6 separate regions of the Mus musculus genome follow, and all the other regions are linked to region 4. Evidence: chromatin loops called from intact Hi-C (ENCODE). Cell type or tissue: heart. All regions are shown on one strand. Region 1 overlaps Rgs6 (regulator of G-protein signaling 6). Region 2 overlaps Rgs6 (regulator of G-protein signaling 6). Region 3 holds the start of Rgs6 (regulator of G-protein signaling 6). Region 4 overlaps Rgs6 (regulator of G-protein signaling 6). Region 5 has its middle 20 kb from the start of Gm31064. Region 6 has its middle 30 kb from the start of Rgs6.

What was found. Peaks named below come from ENCODE experiments on the same cell type or tissue, not always from the same donor. Only the 100,000 strongest peaks of a DNase experiment are listed, where the experiment ranks them.
Region 1: it touches region 4 in a loop (8-fold over the local background); 23 of 42 quality-filtered maps call a loop at or near these places.
Region 2: it touches region 4 in a loop (2.0-fold over the local background); 3 of 42 quality-filtered maps call a loop at or near these places.
Region 3: a loop joins it to region 4, with 2.9 times the contacts of the local background. A loop is called at or near these places in 10 of 42 quality-filtered maps.
Region 5: a loop joins it to region 4, with 9 times the contacts of the local background. A loop is called at or near these places in 19 of 42 quality-filtered maps.
Region 6: it touches region 4 in a loop (11-fold over the local background); 3 of 42 quality-filtered maps call a loop at or near these places.

Annotation. Positions count from the first base shown.
Region 1 is chr12:82,698,416-82,703,415 of GRCm38, forward strand. The region is part of intron 2 of Rgs6 (regulator of G-protein signaling 6); the gene reads left to right. Among named protein-coding and RNA genes, the nearest start is that of Gm22149, 72 kb to the right of the region's middle. In heart, a CTCF peak has its summit at 2,676 (motif pointing right); no DNase peak of the experiment used is centred here; H3K27ac peaks cover 964 bases.
Region 2 is chr12:82,959,020-82,964,019 of GRCm38, forward strand. All of the region lies in intron 2 of Rgs6 (regulator of G-protein signaling 6), which reads left to right. Among named protein-coding and RNA genes, the nearest start is that of 1700085C21Rik, 22 kb to the left of the region's middle. In heart, no CTCF peak of the experiment used is centred here; a DNase peak (open chromatin) is centred at 2,312; H3K27ac peaks cover 431 bases.
Region 3 is chr12:82,614,424-82,619,423 of GRCm38, forward strand. It overlaps Rgs6 (regulator of G-protein signaling 6), which reads left to right and starts at 2,502. Exons shown (of 17, transcript NM_015812.4): 1 at 2,502-2,960. In heart, a CTCF peak has its summit at 2,472; no DNase peak of the experiment used is centred here; H3K4me3 peaks cover 2,418 bases; H3K27ac peaks cover 1,413 bases.
Region 4 is chr12:83,015,769-83,020,768 of GRCm38, forward strand. All of the region lies in intron 3 of Rgs6 (regulator of G-protein signaling 6), which reads left to right. Among named protein-coding and RNA genes, the nearest start is that of Gm31308, 14 kb to the left of the region's middle. In heart, a CTCF peak has its summit at 2,450; no DNase peak of the experiment used is centred here; H3K27ac peaks cover 1,591 bases.
Region 5 is chr12:82,495,865-82,500,864 of GRCm38, forward strand. It overlaps the pseudogene Gm5435. Among named protein-coding and RNA genes, the nearest start is that of Gm31064, 20 kb to the left of the region's middle. In heart, a CTCF peak has its summit at 2,111; no DNase peak of the experiment used is centred here; H3K27ac peaks cover 198 bases.
Region 6 is chr12:82,584,707-82,589,706 of GRCm38, forward strand. No RefSeq gene overlaps it. Among named protein-coding and RNA genes, the nearest start is that of Rgs6, 30 kb to the right of the region's middle. In heart, a CTCF peak has its summit at 2,086 (motif pointing right); no DNase peak of the experiment used is centred here; H3K4me3 peaks cover 821 bases; H3K27ac peaks cover 1,154 bases.

The DNA of each region.
Region 1 (5,000 bases), 320 kb before region 4:
GTGGCACTGGGCTCCACAACTCTGCATTTTGATTGGCTGTGGTTTTCTATAATAGCCTCTGTTTGTAGCAAAGAGAAGTTTCCTTGAGGAGGGGTGAAGACTACATTTATCTGCCAGTATAAGGACAGCTGCTTAGACTGTAGGTAGGGATTATGCTGGTTTCTGCTGAGATATGTTTTAAAGGCACATTGGCAGGCATGTAGTTCGTGGAAGGCTTTTCTAGCCTCTCTTGATTTATTTGCTTATACACTGAAATCAAGGCTGAGCTTTGGTAAAAATGAAATTAACGGTTATACTTTTTGAATCAGGGCTGAAGTCACTGGCATTTTACTATCAGTTAATGATTGAGGGCATGCTCCAGGGTACATTACTACAGCTTTCCCTTGTTCCTGATCTAATTTAGCAGCATCTTAATTAGGACTAAAAGATAGTCATGGGGATTTTTGCTTGATGTTTAAAAGAATGGTCTGGACTCTCATGTGCTACCTGATGGGCCTAGGAGAAAGCTCGTGGGCAGTCATGGCTTGGTGGACCCAGGACAGGCTGAGAGGCTGAGAAGGGGTGGGACTCCAACCCTCCTGGTGGCGTATATCTCTGGAAGCTGCATCCGTGCTTTTGCTCAGAATCTTCTCAGTGCTCAGCAGGTCTGTGTACTGAGTGAGCCCAGCCTGTGATTCTAGTCTATCTGGAACAGTCAATTATACGTCTCCCAGCCAAGCGGACTTTTACGAACTCTGCCAGAATCTGCATTTCCAAACAGTCAGACAAGAGGAGAAGGGAAAGATGGGGCTGAAGAGGCCATTGCCTGGCAGTGTATTTCTGGTAGCCAAACACTGACTTAGCCTAAGTACCTCCCCTTTCCCCTCTCCCTTCAGTACTTCTGGCCTCTCCCAGGATGAACGGTCTTAACCTCACTGCGCTGTTTTCTGTGCTGCCAGTTGGACAGGTCCGGGGCTCCATACTGTGGAGGGAGACCTCTCCAGCTGGCTGGGCTTAGCTCTGTCTCAGAGGGGGCCACACTTATTAATCTCTGTGACTCTGCTTGATCCCCTCATTTTTCTTCCTTTTGCTGGCAAGTCACAGACTGTTCTCCGAGGTTCGGTGCCGCCCAGCTGCCTTCCTCCTTTTGCTAGTTTCTGGAGATACTCACCTATAAATACTAATGTTTATGGAGTCAGCCTCAAGTTTCTAGGCTCTGTGCAAAGTGTGCCGATAATAACAACTGGTGTTTATTAAGCAGCTACTGTGTGCCAGCAACTGTTTTAGGTACAGGGATGGGAAGCAAGCAGCACACAGCCATCCCCCTTGCAGGCAGTCTATCAACCCATCAGCAAACAAGCAGATGGTGCCAAGGAGTGACATGGGATCTGAGGAGGAGAGGAGGCCTGGCTGGAAAGTGTCTTTGGGGGCTGGGGCTTCCGGGTGATAGTTTATCTCGGGAAGGGATATTGGGAGAGCACATTTGGGGATGCAGGTGAAAAGTCAGAGCAGTTGCTTCTTCTAAGCTCACACCTGCTTCCTATCCCAGCTCATGCCCCCATCTACCCTAGCTCACACTACATCTATCCTGGCTCACGCCCCATATCCTTTCTTTCTTTCCTCCATGCCAGTCTGTGACTCCAGCCTCCACATTCCACTGGAAAGGGTGGCTTCCCTGTTTGAGGGCAATTTCAACTTTAGAGGATGCCCTTGGCCCCCAAGTACCCATGGCTCTCACTGTATCAACCCATCTTTCTCATTGGTACCCTTAGTGTTCTTATTATACCCGTGATCTTACCTGCTGAGAAAACTTGGACACCTTGAAGAGAACAACTTTCCTAAGCAGTGGACTTAGGACACAGAAACTCATTTCATGAGCACTCGCCAGGGCTCCAAACCCATTCGCTAGAGCTCCTTCTTCTAAATTGCCTCCAGCTACGCAAGAAAGCCAATTTCCTTTTTTTAATAGCTGCGACTCATTTTCGGATTCACAATGGCATGAACCCTGTCCAGACGCCCGTCTGAGTCATTATTAGGGACTCTATTTAAAATGTGGCTATTTCCTTACATTAGTCAGATCATCCCCACAGATTAAAAGGAGTGGGTTCACTAGAATGTGTCACAGGATGTCGAAATCAGAGTTCTGATGAGAGTGGGGGTCCCTTGTGTCTTGACCACCCACCTGCTTCTTTGAGGGAGGAAAGGAGAGCGTAAGAGTGAGAGGAGACGCCTTCAGAGGGGGTTAAAACTCCAGTGAAAATAAAGAATGCAGGGCCCCTGTCATTTTAGGTTTCCTTGGGGAAAGACCTAGCAAGACAGTTGATTTAAAACTGGAAAGGGCCCTGGTTGGCAATGACTGGGAAGATTGATGACAGCGGTGGGAGGAATAAGGTAGAAAGGAGAGCCATTTGTGCTAATAATTCTTCTCAGGCAAAAGAGGGGCTTTAATAGAAGGCTGGGATACCAAGGATGTGGTCCAAGTTAGACCTTACTCTTCTGTCTTCTTGGCTCAGTTGCGCTGGCGATAAGCTCTCTGCATCCTGCCACCGAGTCTTATCTTACTGGTGTCTCTGTACCTCCCACACTCTCTGGCCCATGATAAGGGCTCAGGAGAATTTTGTTGAATGAATGTAAAGTGTGGTAGTTGGAGAGGTGGAAAGTTTTGGCAAAGTGCGTGTTGTCATTTCTGGTAGTGACCACCAGGTGGTGCCTTCCTAGAGCAGGAGCAAATGAGGCCCTGACTATGGCAGATGGGAGAGACAAACTGTTCTCCTACGTGTCCATCAGGGTCCATCACAGGTTGACTGTGCATAGAGAACTCAGCTGTGTGACAGGCACCAACTGTTCTTATTTAGGTCAAATTTACAGGCACACAGTATTCTTACAGAAGGCTTTCCTTTAGGGCTATATTCTTGGAAGTGAATTCTAGCTAGGCTAGCTGGGTGGATTCCTTGTGAGCCATTGCTGGTCCTCCAAGATGGCACATACCTTGTTGTTTCTCTGCTTTCTCTGAAACTCCTCCCAAAACCACGTGCAGATTTGTGCCCAGCTCTCGGTGTCTCGGGGTTAAGTATCTGGTAGCCCTGTGGATTTCGGGTCCGTGTCTGTGGTTTCTAAGTGGAATTCTCAGGGTAGGCCCACAAAGGAGTGAAGATAAACCAGCTTGGCAGGTTTACTCAGCTTTTCAAGAGAAGCAGAGACCAAGTGGGTGACACAGAGAGGGCCCTGGTCCAGGGCTCCGTGCCCATAGGCCATAGAGTAATCTGCATCACAGTTTATGAATAATGCAGCCTAATGTGGCCCAGGCAGTGGGATCCAGGGACCACAATCTAAAGAAATTCAGGTAATGCGAAGCCAAGTCATATAGATATGGAATCCTGCTGTTCACTTTAGAGTTAGAAGATTCGCTCAGCTCTCAGCCATTCTCGAAGAACTGCAAAAGATTAAATACTTAGCCCAAGGCTTCTCGGCACTCAGAAAACTAATGGAAGGTGATGGAGATTCAGAATGCCCAGATCGGGGACAGTGATGCTGGAGAGAGCACACGTGTCCTTCCCTAAGCACATCTGGTAGGAAGGACACTGAGAGAAGGTGGGTTAAGTCTACATAGAACTGGAGCACTATCGCTTTGCCAGGATGAGAAGAGGCAAAGGAGCAGAGTGGCTGGACTTTTCCTTGAACCAGTAAGAGCCACCTTCCCCGTGTGGTTGAGACCAGTGTGTGAGCATCTCCTTCAACACTGCTATGCCACTATCTCTGCATGTTAGGCTCAGGTCTTTGTTAGGTGAACACCGAATTGTACAGGGTTAATCAAATGAATAGATCTGTAGTGACATTTTTAGTAATTATAGAATTTTGATTTCTTTTTTTGAATTTTTTTAATTAGGTATTTATTTCATTTACATTTCCAATGCTATCCCAAAAGCCCCCCATACCCTCCCCCACCTACTCCCCCACCCACTCACTCCCACTTCTTGGCCCTGGCATTCCCCTGTACTGAGACATATAAAGCTTGCACGACCAAGGGGCCTCTCTTTCCACTGATGGCCGACTAGGCCATCTTCTGATACATATGCAGCTACAGACACGAGCTCCACACGAGCTCCAGGGGGTACTGATTAGATCATATTGTTGTTCCACCTATAGGGTTGCAGATCCCCCCACCTCCTTGGGTACTTTCTCTAGCTCTTCCATTGGGGGCCCTGTGATCCATCCAATAGCTGACTGTGAGCATCCACTTCTGTGTTTGCTAGGCCCTGGCATAGTCTCACAAGAGACAGCTATATCAGGGTCCTTTCAGCAAAATCTTGCTAGTGTATGCAATGGTGTCAACGTTTGGAGGCTGATTATGGGATGGATCTCTGGGTATGGCAGTCTCTAGATGGTCCATCCTTTCGTCTCAGCCCAAACTTTGTCTCTGTAACTCCTTCCATGGGTGTTTTGTTCCCAATTCTAAGAAGGGGCAAAGTATCCACACTTTGGTCTTCTTCATTCTTCTTGAGTTTCATGTGTTTCTCAAATTGTATCTTATATCTTGGGTATTCTAAGTTTCTGGGCTAATATCCACTTATCAGAGAGTACATATCATGTGAGTTCTTTTGTGAATGTGTTACCTCACTCAGGATGATGCTCTCCAGTTCCATCCATTTGCCTAGGAATTTCATAAATTCATTCTTTTTAATAGCTGAGTAGTATTCCCTTGTGTAAATGTACCACACTTTCTGTATCCATTCCTCTGTTGAGGTGCATCTGGGTTCTTTCCAGCTTCTGGCTATTATAAATAAGGCTGCTATGAACATAGTGGAGCCTGTGTCCTTCTTACCAGTTGAAACATCTTCTGGATATATGCCCAGGAGAGGTATTGTGGGATCCTCCGGTAGCACTATGTCCAATTTTCTGAGGAACCGCCAGACTGATTTCCAGAGAGGTTGTACAAGCTTTCAATCCCACCAACAATGGAGGAGTGTTCCTCTTTCTCCACATCCTCGCCAGCATCTGCTGTCACCTGGATTTTTGATCTT
Region 2 (5,000 bases), 57 kb before region 4:
AAGGTCAAAAATCATATTTGAGGATTTGTTAGTCTCAGATCCCAAGAGAGTGTTGGAAACGGGTCATCCACCCGACACCGCCTTTACGGTCCCTTGATTCCAGCCGGCATCATTCAGGAGCAAGCGCCTGCTATGTCCCAATTACCTGGCAAACTTCTTTAGATCAGTGGTTGTCAACCTCTCTAATGCTGAGACCCTTTAGTACATACAGTTCCTCATGTTGTGTTGACCCCCGATATAAAATTATTTCATTGCTACTTCATAACTGTAATTTTGCTACTGTTATGAACTGTAATGTAAATATCTGATATGCAGAATATTTGATGTGTGACCCCCTCCCAAAGGGGTCTCGACCCACAGGTTGAGAACCGCTGCCCTAGTAAGTAAAGAAGAGATCTGTGCAGAGGAAAGGTGGGCTGTCTGTAGTGCCAACCTTCACGGGGCACAACGCAGCTAATGCTTTCCGGGCCTGACATAAAACCCGATCACAAAGGGAACAGCCCGTTTGCTCCACAAGAAAAGTATTCTAATAAAAGCGAAACAGAAGCAAAGAGCCTCATGCACAACCGGTTCTGCCGATTTCCAATCTTCAAAGGCCTGTAATAACCTCCGTTACACCACTGTGTGGTTCTTATTCCACCTCTGACGCTTACATTTTTAAAATAATTCACCGGCAAGAACCAACGTCAGAAGGAAATGCTAATAAGACTTGGCCTAGGAGAGTAACATGGGCAGATTGTTAATGTTTAATGCACAAACATCAAAGTGGGGTTGAGGTCAAGAGAGCCCCCTTTTGTAAAATGGAGAGAAAAAAACCAATATTGTCACTATTCTATTTTTTAATATTAAATTAATCCAGCATACATGCCAAGCCCAGGATAGGCATTTCCCCTGGTTTGTGTCAGTCCTTTTTGTTTCTATGACGATGGCAATAGCATCTCTGGGGCCCAGAGCATCCTCCAAGCGCTTCATTCATAGTTGTTTAAATAGGTCCACAGTTGGGCTCTTCTACAATCACCGCTGTACAGTTAATTTGCATACAAAACTCTGGCTTGATTCTTGAGGAGTGACAAACCAGAGTTGTCACTTCTGAGAAGAGAACGTGCTACAGTGCTTCAGTGCTACAGTAGGAAAGTGTAGAGTCCGGCTCCCAACTTCTGGTTAAACCTGAGGTCAACGTTAATTTCCTCATATACTTGAAGCAGCCATCTGAAACCACCCCAGCCCCAAACTCCAGCCCTAGCTAGGGGTTCGAGCAGCCGAAAAAAGCATCAATTATTCCTGGGTGACATGGATGCTCACAGAAGGGGGTTGACTCCGGCAGCCTCAAGTCTTAGGGTTGGCTCTACCCACGCTATACACAGCTGCATCCCGCACAGAGTTGGTTTACATAAATGTAGAGTTTCTCAGTTTGGTTCATAAGACTTTTGTTTACCTACTCTGGAGTATTTTGCTTTGGTGTTTGATTTCCAAATCTGCTTTTCCTTGACAGACACTGTTTTGATAGAAATGCACGCACTGATGCTCCACAGCAGTGGTTTTCAAGCTTCCTAATGCTGCCACCCTCCGATACAGCTCCTCACGCCATAACTGCAAGTTTGCTACTGTTACAAATCAGGGTGTAAATATCTGATATGCAGGATATCTGATATGGGACACCCCCCCCAAAGGGGTCATGACCCACAGGTTGAGAACCACTTCCCTAGAGCCATTTTTCATGCGGACTCCCTAGCATACATCATTCCACCAAGAAATAGCGATGCCGCTAATATTCATTGCGTTTGAAGACGACTTTTGAGGAACCTAACGTCTCTGCTCTCCAGATACAGAGCTGAGCGGTACCGTCTAACGCAAACTCACTCACGTTAATATAGAATGGCCTTGCAGTTAAAATGGCCTTGGTACTGAGTGGGCCTGAGATCCGACTTCATATGGGGTTAGCATCTTGTCATCTCTCTCCTGGGGGGCGTCGATGGTTGAAAAACCCTAGAGAGGCTGTCTATCTTGCAAAGCACTGTCGGTGAGTGAAAGAAAAAGGTTGTTGTCCACACTTGATAAAGGACGTTAAGATGGCGGGTGGGCGGTGGAGCATTAAAGCCAGTGTGCATCTTCTGACTACACGGCTGAATCAACGACCCAGGTCACGTGCTCACAAAGCCACCAGGCTACAGTTCCACAGTGGTAGCCTGCCAGCCAGCAGACACCTGATTGCTTGCTTTTCTCTTTCTTTCTCCTTTCCCCATTAGAGTTTTAACACCACCCCCACTCCCACCTCCAGGAAGCCAGCCCCCCGGCCTCCCCCACTCCCACGCACACTTGTTTCCGCTGTCTTCCCCGCCCCACAGGATGCTTCCCTCTGATTACTGGGCCCATCACCCCTGAAACCAGAGGGCCAAGCAACGAAATCAAGAGGATGGTTAACCAGCAAAGACCTTGCTTTGTGCCTGTTTTGCAAGTTCTCTCAAAGACAACAACGTCATAATGTATGAGAAGGCTCTAGAGTTGTGATCCGTGGAGGGCAGGGAGCAGGGGAAGGGACCAAGAAAGTAAACAAAGGCAAGGAAAAATGAGGGAAACGTGAAAAACCCTGCCGTTTCCCCTTAGTTAAGCGTGGCTGAGGCAGGTTTGTTATAAAAATCACTTCAAATCTTCCTTTCCCTGGCATTGGGCATCTCCACTAAATACAGCAACCAATTTTTTTCTGTAGGCTTGATGCTGAGTGTCATAGTTAACAAAGGAATGTGTGGCTCATTTTAGTCAGGATCCCCAATATATGAATCTGAGTATGCTAAATGTATTTTTCCCTCCGAACTAACTTTATAGTTACTGTATCTGTTGCAAATATATTATTCACTCCAAAAATAGCAGGAAGTCTGACTCCCAGTGTGTATATTTGGGTGGGGATGGGTGGGTGGGTGCTTCTAATAAGAGCTTGGATCGATCGCTGCCTCTGACAGTTTCTTGACAGTCTGCCAGCTATCAGCTGCTCTCTTGGCTTCTCCTTCATGGTCACAAGATGGCTGCTTTGGCTTTGAACATCACAACCATGCCCAAGAGAGAAGGGAATGTGCAAAGGAGCGGTGCCTCCTTTCCCTGCACACATTATTAGTTCACGAGCTTCTGTCATGTCTCTTTGGCAGGACCACAGAAGCTCCTAGCTACATAAAGCACTCTTAAAAATGAGTTTCCTTTTCTAGCTACTCAGCTTGTATGTAAAGGAAAGTCCAAAAAAAAAAAAATCCCCAATGGAGGCTAGCCTGACAACAACACAGCAACTGACAGGGACAGAGCCTGACTCAGCCCTTTCCATCTTAAATGAAGCAATTCTGTCATGTTGACTACTTCCCATTAGACAAGCAGACAGAAGTCACCCTACCTTATGAAAGTTTGAAAAGAGAATCAACTTTCTGTTCTTTGCCTTAAGCTTCCTTAGATGGAACCATCCAGGTTCTATTAAACGGAGATATTGCCTTCCTTCCCGGGAGCAACTCTGGGTGTCTGAAGTGTCCTGGAGGCATTGTTGTACTCTTGACAACACCTAACAGAAACTATGTAAGGCATCACATTGGGCTCTCAGCCCTTCCAGCCTCAAGCTTCCCTTCAGATCTTCAATTCACAGCAACATTATTTTTTTTCCGTAGGAACTATTTACATATGAAGGTCATATTTGCATGCCCTTAGTAATTTATTAAATTCACTTTCCAGAAGCAAGCGCATCTATAAACATCTGCTTAAGAGATTAGAAACAAAAGCCAGAATGGAATTTCCCCGAGCACAGTCACCCCATGTGGCTGGCTAGGCAGGGAAGCTGAGCTCATAATTCAGTCCAAGGTAGAAAAATATCAGATTTGGGGAATGTAAATTGGTTCCTGTTGGAAGTACTTTGAGATAATGTTAGCACCAGCTCGTCTTCTTCAGCTGGGAAAGGTTGTACTAGGGAGTGTCTGTGTGTGTGTGTGTGTGTGTTTCTCTTAAATGCTCTGTGCAGTAAATTGGAAGTGTAGCATCTGCTGAATGTTTAGTCAGACCTCGAACTACTGAATAAATCATGACATCTGTAGGTGAACTGAGTAATAGCCACCCTGGAGAGAAGTGTAATTCAGTGTTGACAAAATAAATCCCTTTTCAGTTTGGGGGAGGGGAGGAATTGTCTTATTTTAGTGAGAATGTTGGGTATACCCAAGGTAATTAAGAGCTCTGACAGATGGAAAGTTGCTGAACACACTGGCAATGTTTTCTGCACAAGGGGCCAGGTAGATGACTCCGTAAGAAACTCTAAACACTAAACTCTCACCCCTCCCTGGAGTCCTGAATTAGCTCCACTTGCCAAGATGAAGAAGCAAGTCTTTGGAGGTGAGGTAGCCAGACTGAGAACCCATAGACGGCTGGAAAGGCAGAGAGGCCATCCATGCTGGACCATCCAGAGCGCTTCTTTCAGGCAGCTCACACACTAGCTCACTCAGCTCTTGGCACAGACCCTTCTTCTGCCTTGTCTGCTTCCTGTGGAGAGGCCAGAGACCTCAAATCCTCAGCCTTCCCAGTGGTGTGGTGGGGCATGGCCCTGGGACACTGCCCTGCCCCACTCCCATCTGTCACATGACAGAGACAGGATTCCCTGGAGCCAAGGAAAGCCTCTTCAGCCTCTCTCCTTTGTCATTCTTCTTCCATCATAAAAAGAGAAGGTATCTGTTTCTCCACACAAAGCAACCATTGCACAGCAGGAGGAAAAATGACTGGATTATGATTGGAGGGACACTAAAATAAAGCGAGTCTAGGTGTTTAGTGGCATTCTTCAATGCTTGCTCTGGCCTTAGGCGTCTTGCTGCTGGGTTCCCTGCTCACAAGTAAAGTAGTAATCCCTTGACATAATTGAGTTGGTTACTGGTATTTTCGCAATCTGAGGCAGTCTAATGGTGCATGTGTGTGTAAACTCCAGATGAGGATACTGGGTTCTATCACTTGCGATCCTACTTCTTTGAGAAAGAGTCTCTCACTAGAAC
Region 3 (5,000 bases), 400 kb before region 4:
AACAGAGATGTCCCAATGGCAATTCTATCACAGGCTTAGCTGTAGCCCCTCATCTGGTAATGAAGTGATGAAAAGATTCAGGATTTTATACATTACTATATTTATTTTATACTTTAGAGTTTCTGGAAAGATTGTTCTGTGTAGCAAGGCCTTCAGGAATACGAGGTTGGCTAATGGAAACAGGCAGAGTGGGATTGTACATATTCACAGTGTGATATGCAGAGTGAAATTGTATATATTCACTGAGTAGTGTGCAGAGAGACTGTCTTTTTATCTCAGTTAATGATGAGATAATACTTCAAGGAAACCTGTGAGGGACACTTGTCAAAAGTGATGAGTCTTTAGGGGCTAGAGAGATGACTCGGCGGTTAAGAGCATCTTTTCCAGAGGTGCTGAATTTGGTTCCAAGAACCCTCATTCTGGCTCACAACCAGCTCTAACTCTGGTCCCAGGGGATCTGTCACCTCTTCTGGCCTCCAGCTGGTATTGCACACACAGGGTACACATACATGCAGGCAAAACATCCATACACATAAAATTAAATGAAGACAAAGTCTTTGTTGTTCATCTTGGCGAAGAGAACAATTATACCTCAGTGTATCTTTTTAAGCCATCTCTTCTGAAGTCATATTGAATTACAAAACACATTACACGAGCAGGTGGACAGACTAGTTCGTTTGTTCACTTTATTTGGGTGTTCCTAGTTTCCAACCATCTGTGAATAAGTAACAAATGACTGTGTATTAGGCACTTTCTCTTCCCAGTGGCAAAATACTGGAGACAAACAATTTACAAGAAGGAAAGACTTCTTTTGGCGTCAAGTTTCAGAGATTTTTAGCCTATGGTTTTTTGGTCTTGTGCTTCAAGCTACTGTCTTGGAGGATGCTGGTAGGAGACCTGTATACTGCGTGGAGACTGAGGGAGGAGCTAGTCTCATCATACACCCTTCAGTGGGACCCCTCCATGGACCCAGCTTCCTTCTACTGGGTCCCACCTCTGACTTAAAGTGCTTACCCCTACCAATAGGGCACACACAGGGTTCCTAGGCACATCTTATCTCCAACTTACACTCACTGACCCCTTCAGACTTCAGAGTACAGTTCCTAAAAACAGGTCACTCTTAGTGTGGCTAGCACACTAGCTTTATGTGAGGAAACAACACAGACATGTCTATTTTCTTGAATCAGTATATTATAGAAATCCATGGTTATAGGTGTTATTTACAGGGGTTGGATCCTACCCAAGGCCACCTTCTGAGTTAGCAGCCTTGTCCTCGGGCCTCGCTCAATCAGAAGCCATCTTTAACAATCTGCCATTTTAGAAGAATGGATTTACATTCAGAAGAATCTATTTACCTTTAACTGATGTTCTTTGTTATTTGCATATTTATGCACAGCAGTGTTGACAAACATGCATATTGCCAAGGAAACTTTAAATTTTCACCCCCAGAGCCATAAAGATGAAGAGTCCAGATCATTCATCCCCAATGACTTGGAGTAATTTATTTATTTTTTTCTGTGATTAATACACTAAAGTATAAATTACTGATTTATTATTGGTGTTGGTAACATTGACATACATACACATCTACTGGTAACTATTTAGTACCAACCACCTTGTCCTACCTCCAACTACAGTTCCCTAAAATAATTTGAGACAGGCCTTCATGTAGTCCAGTGTGACTCACGGACTCCCTAAGTAGCCAAAGCTGGCCTCGAACTTCTGTTCTTTCTGCTTCCAGCCCCTGAGTATTACAGGTGGATACCATCTCTGTCGGGGTTTACTCAGTGCTGGGGAAAGCACTATATTAGGTGAGCTACATCTGCAACCCAGTCATAAGTCATCAAAAATCACGTTTCAGGACTCTCAGGTTAAAATGTCCATTCAAGTTACCCTTGTTCATTTGAATGTCAAAGCTTCTCTTCTTGCCCAAGGATATTGTGCATAGTTTCCCCCTTAGATTCCCTTTTGTATTGTTTCAAGATAGTATCAACCACAAAGCGCTCCCAACGCTGTGTGGTGTAAACGTTGAATAAATAAAACCACGAGATTAGCAACAATATCTCTGACGAACGCACTGGCTCATTTTAATTTAGAGGGCGCCAGCCCCACGTCAGTGAGGGATTCAAAAGCTACCGGGACAGCACCTCAGGCCAGAATCGTGAGCACCTTGGCGCCACTAAAGTTTCAGTACACGGTCATCCTGGCAGCAAGGAGAGGAGCCTTGGCTTGTTTAACACAGTCCCTCAGTTTTCTAGGTAGCTGCTCGGTTGCCTGGAATCTGCAGATTATTTTTTTCCTCGCTTGCTGCACAGGGCCTGATCCGTACCCCGGGCGGCGCCGGGACAGGTGAGCCTGGCGGCGGCGACCTAAGAACGTGCTCAGGTGTCAGGGTCCCGCTCATAGCGCGTGGCTCAGGCCAGGTGCGGGCGCCCAGGTGCGCGGCGCGAGGCTGCAGCTGCTCTGGGTCCCCGACAGCGGGCGCCGCTGCGGCAGCGGCCGAGCCGAGCGCCTGGGCTGCGCGACTCCGGGCAGCTCCTTGGCGATCGGCCCCCACCGGGTGGCCAAGAACTCCGCCCGGGGGCGCCCCGGGGTCCCTGTTGCTGCGGGCGCCGAGGGGGCGGTTCCGGTCCGGACCAGCGAGGGGCGAGGGAAACACCCCGGGAGCCCCGCGCCCTGGCACCATGAGACCCGCCGCGCCTCCTCCCGGGTCCGGAGCTGTACAGTGTGCTCGCTGAGCCCCCTGCGGTCGCCGCCTCGTAGAGTGGCACCAAGAAGGTGGAAGAGGAGGAGAAGGCGACACTCGGGAGAGCAGTGCCCGGACAGATTTGGCCGCTCCTCCACCCCCCGAGAGCTGGCGACTCCCGGGTTCCCCAGCCTTATCATGAGCCGGGCGCCAGCCGGGCTTTAGGAGAAACTGAGACGCCGGAGCGAGTCGAGACAATTCTTTGGTTGCTAAGGTAATTGTAGTTGGACAAAAAAGGGACAAGAAAAGAACCCGGAGGAAAAGGAATGGAAGCCGCACCCGCGCCCCGATCTGTGTGGCTTGCATTCCTCGGGGGTGGGCGCTTGTCCATTTCGGATGCGTGACAGGTGCGGGTGTGTGTCTGCAGTTTGGGACTGTGCAGGGCGAGCTTACGTAAGTGACTCGGCGAGCTGGCATGCGGACTTGTGTGGGATGGGTGCAGGTCTGCGTGGAAATCGCCTTCCCGGCTTTGGGGTGGGACGCGCTCCGAGCCTGGGCCTGGAGGGCGTGCGGGGCCCCGAAGGCTTTCTCTTCTTCCCAGCCATCCGCTCGGAGAGCGCAGGTGGGGGAATCTACCTCCAGCAACTTTTCCTGAGAATAAGCTCCCGATTTGTGGGTTGAAAGGGCGAGGCTCCGTGGTGAGGTGAGGACCGCAGGGGCGGGTGGTGAGGTCTGAGGCTTGGGAGTTGCTTTCACAGACGGTAGGTATAGGCTTTTCTGAGCAGGTCAGGCTGCTTAAAAAGTGTGATGAGGGAAGTGACCCAGAAAATTTAAATTTGTTCAGAGGAAAAGCTGCGGGTTTTCATTCTTTTTTAATTTGACAAAGTGGGTGCGTTTTCTCTCTCACGGAGACAGTGGCATTTCTAAGTCTGCAAATAAATTGAACATGTTTTGAATCTCGTTGGTTTGGAATTATTCTCGCAGCATCAGTGCCTGCTTAGAAACTGGACCTGTAGGTAAGTTCTGATAAAAGCCCTTTAGCAGCCCTAAAGGAAAACTTGAAAGGCAACCAGGAGGAGGTTAAAGCCCACCATTTCATCTTTTTCTCTCCAGGGAGAATGGGAGAGTAAGACCTGGGTTGGTGTTTATCAGGCTGTTAGAGGATGGGTTGCCAGTATGTGCGCGATGCGTCGAAGCCCTTTGCTGTCCGAGGATAGTACACTATAAACAAGGCTCCCACAAGTCAGTTTCACAACTAGGTAGATGGGCAATTGTGTGGAGTTGGATCTGGGCTGCCTGAAAGTTTCTGTGACTTCTATATTTATTCTTGCTCTGAACTTACTTTGCATTAGAAGGGACGTATCCCTTCAAAGTGGAGAACAGAGGGAAACAGGACAGTTCCCACAGACACACCTTTGTAAGCCAAAGCCTTTATGCACGGGTACTGCAGAGATGATAAATTGTTTGAGTTCTTTCGCTGCTAGGGCTGTTAATCTAAATCGTGTAGCTACCGAGGTGATCTTGGGCACTGTAAGCTCCAGTGTGGGGAAAGCTTCCTTCCACTAACTCCTTCCTTCCCTAAAGCAGCTGTAGAGTTTAGAAATGTCAGCTGTCGGGAGGTATTCCGGTGAAGGTGTTTTTCTTTCCATAGTCTTAACTTTGCTCTTCATTCACCTTCTGAAATTTCAGTTAACATTCACTGAGCTTATTCTGCTGAGAGACTTTCAGTAAAACGTTTTTCTTTGAAGCTATCAATTCGTCACATCAAATCTGACAGGAAAAGGATGCCTGTGTGGCTTCGAGGTCTCTTTAAATGAGACTTATTTGTTTATTTATGATTTATGAAATCAGATAACCAACATAATTTTTTTTTCTAAATCAGCAAACACTTATGGGGAAAAAGACTCATTGGGCAATGGAATTTGCCAGTAAATTTCAAGATCTTACTGTCCCACATGAATGGACGTGTGTGTGTGTGTGTGTGTGTGTGTGTGTGTGTGTGTGTGTGTGTGAAGGCAAGATCATTCTGATCCCTTTGTTTCTGGTTTTCTCTCATATGTTTTTATTCTCTGAGGTCCTGCACATTCCAGGGGTTAAACATGGAGATAAAAGAGAGAAGCTGTCTACCACATTTTTTTTTCTTTTTCTTTTCAAAAGGGATGCTCTCAGAGGGCTCAATACTGGGATTAATTTTTTTCCTTTAGCTCCCCAGCTAGTCTTAATTCTTGGTGCTTTGAACCTCAGTATGCATTTAACCTCCTTGTTTATTTTCAGGGCGTCTGGGAGAATTCATTTAATGAAGTTCATCTTCATT
Region 4 (5,000 bases):
TTCACATATGTTGAGGCTACACTTGGGTCTATTCTGTAAAACTAGTGACATCCTTTAAAATTAATGACACAGACACCAAGGAGAGGTCCTTCCAGTTCAGAGTCAAAAGACTCAGGTTAACAGAATCCAACAGATAAATGAATCTTTTCCCCTGGTAAAAGAGAAATGATTTTAGATGAAATGAGTTTAGCAAAGTTTATTTAAATGCTAAAAGATTTACGAATGGGACAGCCCTCCAGATTAGATGGGGTTCAGAACACCATGGAGTGCACACTTGCACTCAAAACAATCTAATGCCACTCTGCTGACAGCCTTCCTCGTTCTGCCTGTGAGAGCTCAGTACCCACGGTGCTCTGAACGGGGGAGGACCTTCCACAGCCCCTCCTTCTGCACGGAAGGTTTGTGCTCACCATAGCAATGGTTTACATCGTAGGTGAGTCAAGCCCTGAGGTTAGGAAGACAGGTGAAGCTATCCCTTCCAATCACAACCCCCACCCCACCTCTCCCCCGCCCCCCAATCCCCACCAGCAGCATCAGAGACATCTACAGGACACACATAACATGGTCATATGGTCGTTCATTGCCACTGTTGAACTTCAAACAGCCTCTTTATCAGGAAACAGAACTGGGAAAGGAAAGAAGAAAATCAGAACAAGGTCTTGAAGAGAGGACTTCCATGGGAATTCTCTGAAGTCAGGGAAACACTGGGCAGATGCTGTGTCAACATCACGCTTCTGTCGCTGAGCTTGGACCCCAGAGAAGGTCTCAGTACGCTGCAGTTCTCCTTACCTGATTTCATTATTTTCTTCTCTTCTTGTGTCCTTGAATCTCAGCAGATGAAGGGCAAATCTGCTGAGAAAGATGTGTGTCATGAGGGGTTGGGTGACTTTCAGCCGTCACACCATCCTGATAAGAAGCCTGGCTGGCGCCAACAAGGGGCAAGAGGACACTCCCATATCAAACCATGCCATTTAGCAAATGGCCAGTGGCGGGCTGAAATGATTGCAAGTTAATCTGTTTCCCATGCACTCACAGCCTCTGCCAAGCAGTGGTTCTGTCTGAGGTTCTGAAGGCAGGGCCCACTCTGGGAGTGGCTAACCCAGGTTCATCTCCCAGACATCTGCAGCAGACACCAGCTGAATGAGAGGTCTGAATGGGCTAAGATCCTGATACCTGGCATGAAGTCCAGCAAGATTTGTATTTTAATGAATAGTTGTGAAAATACTATTTGAAACCAGCATTCAGTGAGAACATGTCACAAATTGCATGCTTTTCCAAGTTTAAAGGCTAGCTCTCCCACCCCCTCCCTCAAGGAAGCCATACAACATGGCTAGTGTCCTTATCTTCCTAAAGAAGCAAGGAGCAACAGAGAATTGAGAAACTTGCTCGGTCAGGCTTTGAACTCTGGCTCTCTGGCTGCAGAGAAGGGGGACCAATAACCGTTGTGCAAGGCTGCCTACGTCGTAAGATCCTGATTACATGAGAACGCCAGAGTCCAAATCCTGTTTGGTGAGCATCACTATTTCAGCTGAGAGCAGATGCCCCACAGGCAGCCCCATGTGTATGTGTATCTACTCCTTAATTCAATCTGCCAACGTCTGCTTCCTGCTGGGTACTGGCCACTAAGGCTGGAACCAGATGCTCTGATGCAGATGAGCACTGCGGAGTATTTGGAGGCGGGGACTCTGCACCTATGAGATTCAGGAAGACCTGTCCAAGGAGACTGTCCCACATTTCCTTTGCAGTACTCCCTTGCATAGCATTTGGACCTTGGGTTCCCAGGATGCCCAAGGATGGCTTCTTCGTTAGCCAGTTCTCTCTGTGCATTTACGGTTGTGTTCTTCGAGTTGGTAATAACCCAAGCTTGACCCTGCCTGCCAGCAAGAATTAGCACCATTTCATATGGAGAAAGGCTGAAGATTTGGGGATCGAGATCTGCACAAACAGGAGAAAGAGGGGCCCTGCTCAGCAGTCTCCTTTCACTATGAACTACGACCTAGTTCCACTTTAATCACCAATTGTCACTCTCTCATATCTCCAGAAGCTTGGTGGTTCCTGCCTCTTCTCCCACTGTCACCTAACGTCTAAAACTTCTTTCCTGTCTACCCACATTTCTTCCTTTGTAACTTTTGGACATTCACAATTGACGTGGTAATTTTACCCATAGACCCAGAAGTTCCAGGAGCACTTGAAAACCCCTCACAAGTGACTATAACCACACTTTTCCCTTGACCTTCATTTCTGGCTTCTGGAAAATACTATAAATGACATCAAACAGACTTCAGATCTGTACCTTTCTAACCAAGAAGTTAAGTAGCCTTCAGAACATCAATGATAATTAATTTAAGTGAAATACAAAATCAATACCACTATCCTAGATTCCCAGTCTGTTTAGAAAGCAGCTCACCAACTCAAGCGGCTTTCAAAGACAACAGTGACCCCGTGTGGTGGTTTTGTGTATTGCATAGCAAGAAGGACTAAAAGTACAGAATGTGGGCAGAAGCAAAGCCCTCCTCGCTCAAACCTAAATCATTTCTACATTAAGCCAACAGGCTGTTTCTGCCAAAAAGATGGATGTGGCAAGATTCTTTTGTAAGATGGGACTTTTTTTTGAATTTGTGAAGAATCTCTTTTCTCCGTGAAGCCAGTCCAGGCAATGTGGGGAGCTCACATAATTTCCAGGGCTGGAGAGAGTCCATGAGAAGGGAAAGGGCTGGAGAGAGGAAGGAGCTACAGAAGGGGGCAGGCAGCACGGAGGGAAGGGGAAGAGCACAGTGGTCTGGGCGGCCTGGTACAGACAAGAAACGGGGTCACACTCATCTCGCAAACAAAATGTGATCGTCCGCATAGCCTATGCATACATGTTCACATGTATTCATGTGCACATACATGTGTGGACACACATGAACATGTATGCATACACTATGCAACACAAGGTCAACACAAGATGTTTTCCTTAATCGATATCCGCTTTATTTTGTGAAGCAAAGTTTTTCACTAAACCTAGAGCTCAAAGATGCCGCTAAATTAACCTGCTAGTAAGCTCTAGGAATCTCCCTGTGTCCGGGTCCCCAAAACTAGACTTACAGGTATGTACCAGGTATGTACCATACACCCATCCTTTATGTGGATGCTGGGAATTCACTCGGGTCTTCACGCTCGTGCAGCAAGCATTTTACTGAGCCATCTCTCCAACGCCCGGTAGTTTGCATTTTTCAAACTAGGTAAGAGGTGACACTGGTCCCTCATATCAAGGTACAGTGGCAAAGGAGAGCCACCCAAGAGCAGAATCCACAGTGAGCAGATTCCCGTTTCCCACTACAAGGGGACTTGGCTTGAAGTTGAGGCAATTTCTCTCTCCCAACTTTCAGCTGCCTGGGTGATGTCCCTCCAGAGGCCTCTACATCTGCCTGGCCTCCGGGGTTCAAGGGTTGACCAACACAGGGTTTGAGACCTAAAGCTGTGTGCCCCTTCTCAGAACCAGAGATGTTACAGTTTGGACATAAAATGTCCCCCTACCCCAGATTTAAACACTTGGTCCCCAGCTGCTGGCAGTTAGGAGATTGTAGACCCTTTGGGGTCTGGGTCCAGGCTGGGAGCAGAGGATCATGGGGAGGTGAGCCTTGAGAGCTATAATCACCTCTGGTTCTGATCTGAGACTGGTGTATCCTTTCTCTAGCCTGTCTGCCAAGGTGTGAGAATCCCAGGCTATATGTTTCCACTACTGTAACATGTCTTCCTGCCTGGTGAACCATGTGTATCCCTTGAAACCATAAACCAACATAAACCTCTTCCTAGAGTGTGTCTACCGGTTATGTTACTACAATAGCAAGGCAGCGGGAGTACAGTGGGGCTCTAAAGGGGAGAAAGTGGTCCTCACTGGTCCCTCTTGCTGATACCAAACTTTCTCTGAGTAGCCACCCTCTTGACGCTTCTACCCGCTCTCTGTGTGCTTAAGGGAGCAAGACTCCAATTCCTCATCTGGAAAATGGGACTGATACTTCCTAGAGAACTCACATAATCCTCACGAAACTCTTATATTATTGTACAGACTTACATGAGAGTTACACTTTGGTGTAAATAAGCATATGGGATGACATAAAGGTGTCTGATACTGTATTGTATATCATAATGGAGCAGCAGGGTAATCTAATAATTCTTTGTTACTATCTGCAATCCTGGAAAACCAAGCCTAAGGAAATGAGAAGTCTGAAGCCAAGCTTTGGGGATGTGGCCTTACAGGCTAGATAGAGTTGAACCAGTGAGAGAGCTAAGTCCTATGTTTCCTTTCGACAATGAATGAATGAATGCATGAGTGAATGAATGAATGAATGAGTGAATGAATGAATGAATGAATGAATGCTTAGTTCTTGGCCTATGAGCTGGCCCTGGAAATACAGAGCATCTCCTGTCCTAGGTAGAGTGACCTCAGCCCTCATTGGTGTTTGGAACAGGGAGTAGGGGTCCACCAATACCATGGTGTGTCCTCACCAGGCTGAGTGGAACCATCTGGAGGGTCTCAAAGAAACATGTATCAAAGAACTAATTATATGAAGGGTACCGGATCATGATGGAGGCAGACTGGCCTAACACACTTGCAGACTGAGGAACCTCAAGCAATGCAGACAGCCACAGACCCCAGGGGAAGGGGGGTGTGGAGAAAGAGAGGAAAAGGGGAGAGGGGAGAGGAGGGGAGAGGGGAGAGGAGGGGAGAGGGGGGAGGGGAGAGGAGGGGAGAGGAGGGGAGAGGGGAGAGAGAGGAAAGGACTTCCTCAGAATCTCCAGAGAGGCTATCTCTGCCCATACAAGATTTGCAGCTGTGACATCCAGATCTGAGAGATACATTTCCATTACTTTAACTCAAAGAGAGAAAGCAAAAAACAGAAGCCCAGGTTGTGACCTGGTGGCAGTAGGGAAAGTGGGGGCCTATCCATTGGCTAGAGATAGTTTCAAACATGCTTCTTGAAGCAGGCAGTCTTCCCTGTGAATTGAATTGGTGA
Region 5 (5,000 bases), 520 kb before region 4:
CTGGAAATAAGATTTGCTGTGGCTGGATGATGACACCCATCTGTGGTGACATCCTTCCAGGAAGTGGGGCTAGGACCTGCTGGATAACAGGCACTTGGACTCCACCAGGCTGCATTTGTGGTATAACTTGTTGTAGAACAACCGACTGCTGAGGCTGCAAGATATACTGGGCACCATTGGCTGCTCTGACCACCTGAAGCAGCTGGCTTGAATTTGTTAGTAGCTGAACAGGAGTCACTCCTGCAGGGAGCGCCAAGGTAGCAGCTGTAGCAGCAGCACTCGGAATACTTGATGCATTCATATGTTGTAGCAGCTTAGAATCAGGAACAATAACTTGTGGTGCTGTAGCTTGCTGGGATGCAGGAATAAGGACCTGCTGGGTCTGTGCTTGCTGAGGTACCGTTTGCTGAAGTTGTGCTTGCTGGTGCTGGTGGTGGTAATGCTGTTGCTGCTGCTGCTGCTGAACTTGCAACAAAAGCTGCTGTTCTTCTGAACGAAATCCATCTACTGCCCTAGACTGCAGTAGGTTTTTCTCCCACAAAGCTTTTAGTTCCGTCAGGACCTGTTCATCCACCCCATCATTCAGAAAAATGTCTCGTACGTCATTAATAACATCTTCAATCACAGATCTGTACAATTTAGGCACGGTGTTTGTGTTTGCCGAGTATGCCATTTCCACACACAACACAAACAAGAAGGAACGAGATAAAAAAAAAAAGGAAAAATAAAATTAAAAAAAGAAAAAATAAATAAACAAAACAACTGAGACCCGGAGGGTGACCCAAGTCACCTTCCAAGAGTGGGGCAAAAAAAAAAAAAAAAAAAAAAAAAATCTCTCAACAAAACCGATCCAGAAGTAAGAGGCAGGAGAGCAGGAGGAGGGGGGCACTCCTCTCGCAGCTAAAATCCTCGAGAATCGCCTAAAGAAAAAAAAAATGGGAAAAAAAATTAGCCACGACCTCTTAGGGGGTTAGGGAGTATCCCCACTTGGGTGCCGAGGAGGGAAACCAACGCCGGTCACCGCCCCCGGTGCCACCGCCGCTGCCACTGACGCCGCCACCAGCTGCAGCTCCAGTCTTAATCAAATTTATTTATTTATTTATTTATTTATTTATTTATTTATTTATTTTTGAGACAGGGTTTTTCTGTATAGCCCTGGCTGTCCTGGAACTCACTTTGTAGACCAGGCTGGCCTCGAACTCAGAAATCCACCTGCCTCTGCCTCCCAAGTGCTGGGATTAAAGACGTGCGCCACCACGACCGGCTCAAATATTTTTAAAGACAACAAATTTTCTAATGTAGTTGAACACTTTATATTTTGCTTATTTATTTTTGCAGAGTATTTTTGAACTCAGGACAGCCTCTCCTGACTGACCAGCAACGGAAATCAAACCAGAGCAATATATGTTTCAAATCAATTGTAAACCCTCTAGTGACTTTATGTATGCAAATATTCAGCTGAGCAGAACATAGTTTCTAAACAGTCCTGTATAGCAAATGCTTCAATCTTGTGCTGCTTTGAGGAAACCTACCTGGAGTTGGTGCTAGCTTACCTTGAGTGTTAAAAAAAAAATGACAAAAACCAAAAGAAACAATATCTAGCAGCCAGATGGATGCAAATAAATATCTAGTTCTTTTTGTTTTGTTTTGTTTTGTTTTTTTTTGTTGTTTTTTGTTTTTTTGAGACAGGGTTTCTCTGTGTAGCCCTGGAACTCACTGTGTAGACCAGGCTGGCCTCGAACTCAGAAATACACCTGCCTCTGCCTCCCAAGTGCTGGGATTAAAGGTGTGCGCCACCACTCCCGGCAATATCTAGTTCTTGACAACACAACAAAACCAAAAACCAAAACAACAACAACAACAACAACAAAAAGCACCCCAAATCTGGTAATAACCAGATGTGGTGGTATATGCCTGTAATCCCAGCACTTGGGAGGTTGAAACTGGAGGACTGCAAGTTCAAGGCCAGCATGAACTCTATAGTGAGACATTGTCTCTAAACAACAAGAAGTGTATAGGTTTGTGTGTGTGTGTGTGTGTGTGTCTGTGTGTTAACATACACAAATGAAATAACTGGTCACACAAACCAGTGTTCCCACAGGGTTCCCACTCTCCCCACTAGATGGGGCTTGTGCTCTCTAGCTGTCCACACTCTGGATTCCTTAGGTTTCTCTCCTGGCATCAAGGGGCAGCTGCTGTTCATCCTCATCACCCGTTTCTTATGAATATAGCATTAAGAGGACTCATTGGGACTGGCAAGATGGCCCAGAGGATGAAGATGCTTGCTGGCAAACTGACCGCACAAGTTCTATCCTGACTCACATGGTGAAAGGCGAAGATCGCACTCCTGAGAGTTGTCTCCTGATCTCGACTTGTGCACACATAGATAAAAGATAAATAAATTAATAAACATATTACGTTTTTTAACTCAGAAGCATCATTGTCTTATCAAGAGCTGAAAACGACTGCCAGGATTGCATACTCTCTGTGCAAAGTAAAGGATTTCCCTCCACTTTTAACAGGCTCCGTTTCCTTCGCCCGGCTTTGTGGCTTTGTGCTGTGTTGGCTTCTGGAATTGCAATTAGCATGGAAATCGCTAAGCCCTGGAAAAGGCTGCTTGGGAGCTGAGTCTGAGCTTTAGTTCCACAGCTTGCTGTAGCCTACCCCTATACTGGGGTGAGATGGAAAATAGTGAATGGAGCCCCCACAGCCTTTCAGGTCAGTTTCCATTTCAAACAAACCCTAGACTAGTGGTTCTCAACCTGTGGGTCTCGCCCCCCCCTCAGAGGGAGCCTGACTGATCCCTTCACAGGGGTGGTTGGTCTAAGACCTTTGAAAAACACAGATACTTACATTATGATTTGTGACAGTAGCAAAATTACAGTTATGAAGTAGCAGTGAAAATAATTTTATAGTTGGGGGGGTCACCATGACATGAGGAACTGTGTTAAGGGTGGGGGTGGTGGTGGCAGGGGTCGCAGCATTAGGAAGGTTGTCCTAGGGTGAGCTCTCCTTACAAAACTTCCAAGCCAGTTACACTATCTGCACTTCACACACTGTCTTCGCTGCTAGCGCTTTCCTTCCCAATCTCCCTTGAAATAATTGAGTTATTGCACTACAAGTGTCTCTGGTGAAGGGAGACTTGAAAAGCTAATAGAGATATAAACACAGAGGTCCCAGAGTTCCCTCAGGAGATGAGTGGGGAATGAAGGGCGAAGACAATAAACCAAGGTAATGTCTAACGGGGCTGGAAAGGAAACTCTGTAATTGGGGAAGGGGAGAGAGAAAAGTCCCAGGGTTCTTGATTTGAAAACTCATTCTGATGAAAGGAAACCATTAGAAAAGGCTTGGTTTGCCGGGCAGTGGTGGCACATGCCTTTAATCCCAGCACTTGGGAGGCAGAGGCAGGCAGATTTCTGAGTTCGAGGCCATCCTGGTCTACAGAGTGAGTTCCAGGACAGCCAGGGCTACACAGAGAAACCCTGTCTCCAAAAAACAAAAATACAAAAACAAACAAACAAACAAAAAGGCTTGGTTCTTAACTTTTGACTAGAGGTTAAAAAAGAATTTAGAATTAGTTCAAACTGCAGTATGGGCAGAATTATTCCTAATGACAGGTCTTTATTATTATTATTATTATTATTATTATTATTATTATTATTTTAAATCAAGGCAGAATTTTTTCATTGTGGAACCTAAGCTGTGTTGAACTCATTATGAAGTTCATGTTAGTCTTGAACTTACAATCCTCCTGGTTCAGCTTCTTAAATGCTGGGAAAATAAGCAAATGTAACCCAAGCCTAGGTGTGGAACATGCACTTTAAAGGGCCAAGGAAAATGACTGTTTCCTTGCAAAGGTGAAAACTGTGCTAGGGCAGAGCCGCACCCTTCAAGCCATGGATGGATGGAATCAGTCCCAATTCCGGGTCTGAGAAGCATGAAGCATGCAGCTGTGGGTGGTTACTGTGTTTGTTCAGTTTTCATCCTTGGGACAAAGTAACATCGGGAGGCTAACTTCGTAAGAACGAGGCCCTTTATGTCTTTCACCATCTGGGAGAACCAAGCTCAGCTCTGGGTGAGGACCTCATGGCAGGAAAGAGGCTCAGGGGAGCCAGATCAGAAAGCCAAGCAGGAAGCCAGAGCACCTTGTTCCACAAACCCTTCTGAGAACACAGCTGTTTACTCTCAGACCTCCTACTGGGTCCTACCCTCTCAAATGTTCACACCTAAAGGCTGAGCTTGTAACACATGAACCTTTGGGTGATACTTTAAACCACATCTCTTAGCATGGGAGTCACTATAGTGATGCTTTTGTTTATTCTGGGGCTGCTTGGATGACTTTATGGGTGGGATCTTACATAATGAGTGCATTGGACAAAAATCAATTGACTCTCAAGATGTAGCCCAAAGCCTCCACATTAGAGGCTTCATCTCAAGTCCTGCCTCACTCGAGGTGCCTACCTTTCCTGACTTGTAAAGACAGGAAAGCCTCAGGTTTTCTTAGTCACTCTGAGATTTAAAACAACAACAACAACAACACATAACAAAACAAACATCTTTTGACTGCAGCAAGTTACAAAATCTGTTAGATCTTGACAAGTTACAATGCTTGCTTCCACCAAAGAACCAGAAATCTAGTGTATTAGTCAGGGTTCTCTAGAGTCCCAGAACTTACGGATATAGTCTCTATATAGTAAACGACTTTATTGATGACTTACAGTCTGCAGTCCAACTCCCAACAATGGTCAGCAGCAGCTGTGAATGGAAGTCCAAGGATCTAGCAGTTGCTCAGTTCAACACGGCAAACAGGCAAATAAGAGAGACAGAGCCTTCCTTCTTCCAATGTCTTTATATAGTCTCCAGCAGAAGGTGTAGCCCAGATTAAAGGTGTGTGCCACCAGCCGGACATGGTGGCACACGCCTTTAATCCCAGCACTTGGGAGGCAGAGGCAGGTGGATTTCTGAGTTTGAGGCCAGCCTGGTCTACAGAGTGAGTTCTA
Region 6 (5,000 bases), 430 kb before region 4:
GAAATGCTCTTGGCAGCCAGGGAGCAAGAGTCTCCAGAAAGAGCAAGGGGTCTGGGCCACATACTCCGAAGAACATGGCCCCTGTGACCCCTTTCCTCTGAGGCCTTGCCTCCTAATTTCTGTCACTTCCCAATACTGCTATTATTTTATGCATCTGTCAAGGGTTTAATCTATTGATTAGGTCAGTGATCTCTGGAGCCGATCAGTTTCCCAAATCTATCAGCTGGCAATTAGGCCCACAACACTCATCTTTTAAGAAGACCTTGACAGTCTTCTTTCCTCTCTTGTTTGGACTTCTTTGAAAGCACAGGGAATACACACAGAAGAATGCAGATTACTGGCCTGTGTGCCAGTCAGATTACATTCTCAGGGGGGTTCCTTCCGGCAGTCACTCAAATTTTAAGCCCAGAGTCCCAGCGCTAGGCCTCCTCCTGGCATTAAGATCTGTTGCTCCCAGGAAGACTTTATGTCACTTGTTGCTAGATCAGTTCCTGTCTCCATGGACTGAGAGAAGGTGACTGTGAAACAGTCACTGGAACATGGCCATTGGCCTTGTGCCCTGGGCATCCTTACCCTTCTCCCCCATTTATTCACTGAGCAAGTGTCAGATGAATCAGCTCAAAATTTAACTCTTTGCCCTTTGGAAATTTGGACTTACATTCTCCCATCTAAGTACTAACTAACTGGGGCCCAACCTTGCTTGCCTTCTGAGATATAACAGGATCCGTGCATTCAAGGCGGTATGGCTGTAGATAAACTTAACTTCTCTCTTTCTTCCGTGGTTTTAGAAGGGCTATAGATTTACAAAAATTCAGCACAAATCAGAGATCAGAACCATATATTTGACCAGAACATCACTAACTAGTTAAACATGTCCCTCTTTCCCCCTCTTCTCTTAGAGAAAGGAGGATTTCGACATGGCCTGCTCTTCTCTTGTAGGGTAAACTTATCTGTCTTATGTCATTCCATGCCAGTGTCGCATCTGGGCCATTAAACAAATACTTCAAAGGATTTCTTTAATTTTAGTGGGGTCATTGATAGGTATGCAAATAAGAACTCCCAGGGGAAAAAGCTGTGATTACAAAGGTTGATTGGCTGAACTAAATGATGTAGAGAAGTTGGAATGTAGCCAGTCTAGAGTCACAATATCTTAGGAGGCTGGGTGGTAGTGGCAGCACATACCTTTAATTCTAGCACTTGGGAGGTAGAGGCAGGCAGATCTCTGTAAGTTCAGGGCTAGCCTTGTCTACAGAGCGAGTTCCAGGGCAGCCTGGGCTATACAGAGAAACCCTATCTTCAAAAGCAAAAAATATCTTGTGGGTATCTTTTACCCACTTAACAGCAACTTATTGTCCTCCTCTTTATGTGATTTAATGTCTTTGTGACAATTAGGTAAATTCCTTGGGACTTACAAGCAGACAATTTCAAATAACCAAGGAGCTGAGAATATCCACACATAGCATCTAAGGCCAATAGCAAAATTTTGCTGTCTCCTATAACTGTCTACCTGATACACCCATCCATGTAGTCAAAACTGCTGTTTTATGGCCTTCTTTGTTCTGTTTCTAAAAAAGCCCATGGGATTGCTACATCATTAGAACACGGCATTTGGGGAACCTCGGATCTGTGCTTTCTAACCACACTCACAATTTGACTTCAGAATAAACCGTCTCTTTAATGTGAGGACTGTTTCTTTGGCTGACAGTTTTGATACTCGAGGCTGAAGGAGGAGTAAGAACATAGGCACAGGAGCTAACTTGGAAAAATAATAAGCCTTTCCCATGCCCTGTGACCTCAAAATAGTAGCTCCCTTCTGGCAGCTCTCTGAACCCTGATCTGACCCTGTTCCCATGCCTGCCGTGAGGAAGCTGGCTTTCCTGTCACTTGCCGGCAGACAAATGTCACAACGTTTGTAGATTTCTCATGGAGCTCTGCATATCCCTACGGCAATCACCAACTAAAAAACACTTAAGAAAGTTCAAGATTGTGACAATAATAGCTCATTCTTCACAGGGTGGGCTGGATCTCCCAGCTGCTGATGGCTGCTACTCCTTTAGCGCAGGTGGCCGGGGCGCTGTCTGTCCAGCAGAGGGCACAGGCCCACCTCATCCCCAAACAAAGGACTGGTTCCTATGGTTGAGGGAGGAAAGGTCTCTTCCCCTTGTCTCTGGTCCCTCTGCTGTCCTGTGCCTGGTTTGTAACTGTTCTCTTTGCCTTGGATTTCTTGAGATTTCGGTTGGGAGGTGAGCCTTTGATGCCTGGGTTGCCTCTCTAGCTCATCCTTCAGTTTTCTTAAAGCTTCATGGATAAAGTTACATCCAGGCTCCTCCTGTATCATTCCCCATCCTCCACTCCGCTCTTCTTCCACAAATCTCCAGGATACAAGAGACCACCCCAGATTCATCTGGATTGAACTATTAAAAGATAAGCATTTCAACCCAATTAAAAAAAAAACAATATTTGATCTCTTTGGTTTTGTGTTTCTGTAATTAAAAAGTTGTATGTATGTATGTGTGTATGTATGTATGTATGTATGTATGTATGTATGTATGCATGTATGTATGTATGTATTTGTGTATGTGTGTGCGTGTGCATATCACAGTACATGTGTGGAAGTCAGAGGACCACTTGTGGCAGTGATTTCTCTCACCTCATCACGTGGGTTCTGAGCTCAAGCTTAGGCCTCAGGCTTAGCAGCAAGCAGAGTTACCCCCTGAGTCTTCCTGCTGGTCCTTTGGGTCTCATGTAGCTCAGACTGGCCACAGATCTCTACGTAGCTCAGGATGACCTTGACCTCCTGAGAGACTCAGTCTCTCAAGTGCTGGAATTACAGGCATGAGCCATTATACCCAGTAAGTCGTTTCGTTTCGCTTGGGAGACCAGGTGGAATTCATCAGGGTACCTGCTCTCCGGGAAGCAGTTTATAATGACAAGCATCACACTAATGAAATCCCACAGTTCTAGGGAGTAAATGTTATGTATGGACATTGTCAACCAAAGGACTGAGGCCTGGCCAGTGTAGGGCCAGGAATCAGTTCACAGGGCAAGACTGGGGGTGGGAGGGGAGTGTTCCCAACGGCTTGGCTTAGCTATGCTAATTTTTCCTTTGTGAAACTAGGACATGCAGACACCACCACCTACCCTCTCCTGTAAGCCAAGTCCTGCCATACTGTAGCAGTGTACAGTACAGGTTGCATATTGGCTAATACCTCCTCGTGATGTGAGATCTCCTCTTCCCTCAGAAATCTTTAAGATTAGACACCTTGCTTTGTCTGTCAGAACCGAAGGGTCTTCCTTCAGACCCCTACTGTACTGTTTGCTGCTGTGTTAATACATCTCTTGACTCAGGATCTCCCCACCCCTACCGCTGCTCCCACCCAAACCTCACAAGTCATACAAGCCTTAAATAATTTTTGTCTGGAGATTAGCCCTGCTCCCTCTATGACTACTGGACATTTCAAGAATGCCAGGCAGCATATTGGGTACTGAGCATGCACAAACAGATGTAGCCTACTGCTCTCATGGGCTGCTCTCTGGAGAGTTAATCCCGTTAATCAATTAATCATTGACCAAATGTGCAAATGCAGCCCAGATCTGTCCTGCAGAGGAGAGGATGGAAGCAGACAGATGAAGGGATTTGGACTTGTTTGTGACATTGGGAGTGAGCATCCTTTTTGAAAACATTGAGGTCTGAACCATCAGTCAGAATTGGGCAAAGGGATGGCCTTGCATGCATGGAGATCAGAAGATTCCTGGGGCATGGTCGGCAGAAGGTACTAGAAGACCTGAGTAGGAACGGGAAGTCCCCAGGGAGGGAGGGGGACTGAAGAAGCTTGGGAACAGCTCAGGAAGGTCCTTGCTGTGGCTCTGGCAAGGATGTGGTCTTTCTAGGAGCCACAGAAAGTGGCTGAACAAGTTCAATGCATGGTGGCAATGATGGTGATGGTGGGGTATGGTTGTTTTGGTGACACTGTGATGTGGGGAGGGTGGAGAGGCGAGAAGAGCAGGAAGGAGGGTAAAAAAAATGACAAGAGGGTTGAGTCAAGTTGGCAGTAGTGCAGGCCAGAGGGACTTACAGTTGAAATCGGAACTAGGCATAGCGGCACACACCTGGGAGCCAGCACTCAGAAAGTGGAGGCAAGGGGGTGAAGTCAGCCTAGGTCATACAGAAAATCAAAGAAAAAAAAAGGTAAAAGAGAAAGAAAAAGGAGGCGCGGCAGCTTGAAATCCACAAAGCCTGTTTGCACAGGAATCACCCATCCATCCATCGTCACCTTCAAGCCTCCTCGAGTGTAAATGTGACAGGAGCCTGAAGGTGGCAGGTCCACTGATGCGTGCGGGAGCAGAGCAACGCTCAGTTATGTTTATCCGAGCAAACATCCCTGGTGCTGGACCCCAAGGAGCCTTTTCCAGCCCTCCTGCATCTTCAGCATGAGCAGGCACTGAAGATGAAGCTGGGGTGGTGGTGGTGCGGGGGGGGGGGGGGTGGTGGTGGGGGCTGGGGAAGGCAGGCGTCCAGGTTATTTTTAGCACATCCTAGGAAATAGCCAACGTTCTCATTTGGATCCTCATTAAAACCCAGAGCCCAACTTCACCCAATTCTTGTTCCTAATATCTGCAAACTTCCCGCTTGCCAGATAATTGACAATAGGCTTCCACAGACGTCTCCTCAGCATTTCTGCACAGTTCTGGAAACATTAGGTTTGACGTGTCATCAGGTTTGCCAAGGCAGCAGGAATCCCAGGGGGCAAGGGCAGTGGGGCGGAACTGCGGGGACAGCACCGAATGACTGATCTCTTTAGAAAGCCTTCAAGGGAAGCCCTCCTGGGTCGGCATTTTCCATTGCCTCTGGGGCAGTGACTTTGGGAACACACCATGGCGGTGAGGATCAGGCTTCTTTCTCTTTCCTTTCTGGTTTTTGTCTTTGCCCTAAAATGGTGGAGTTATCACTGCACCTCTCCTCCTTCTGTTCTATCCTCCCTCCCTCCCTCCCTCCCTCC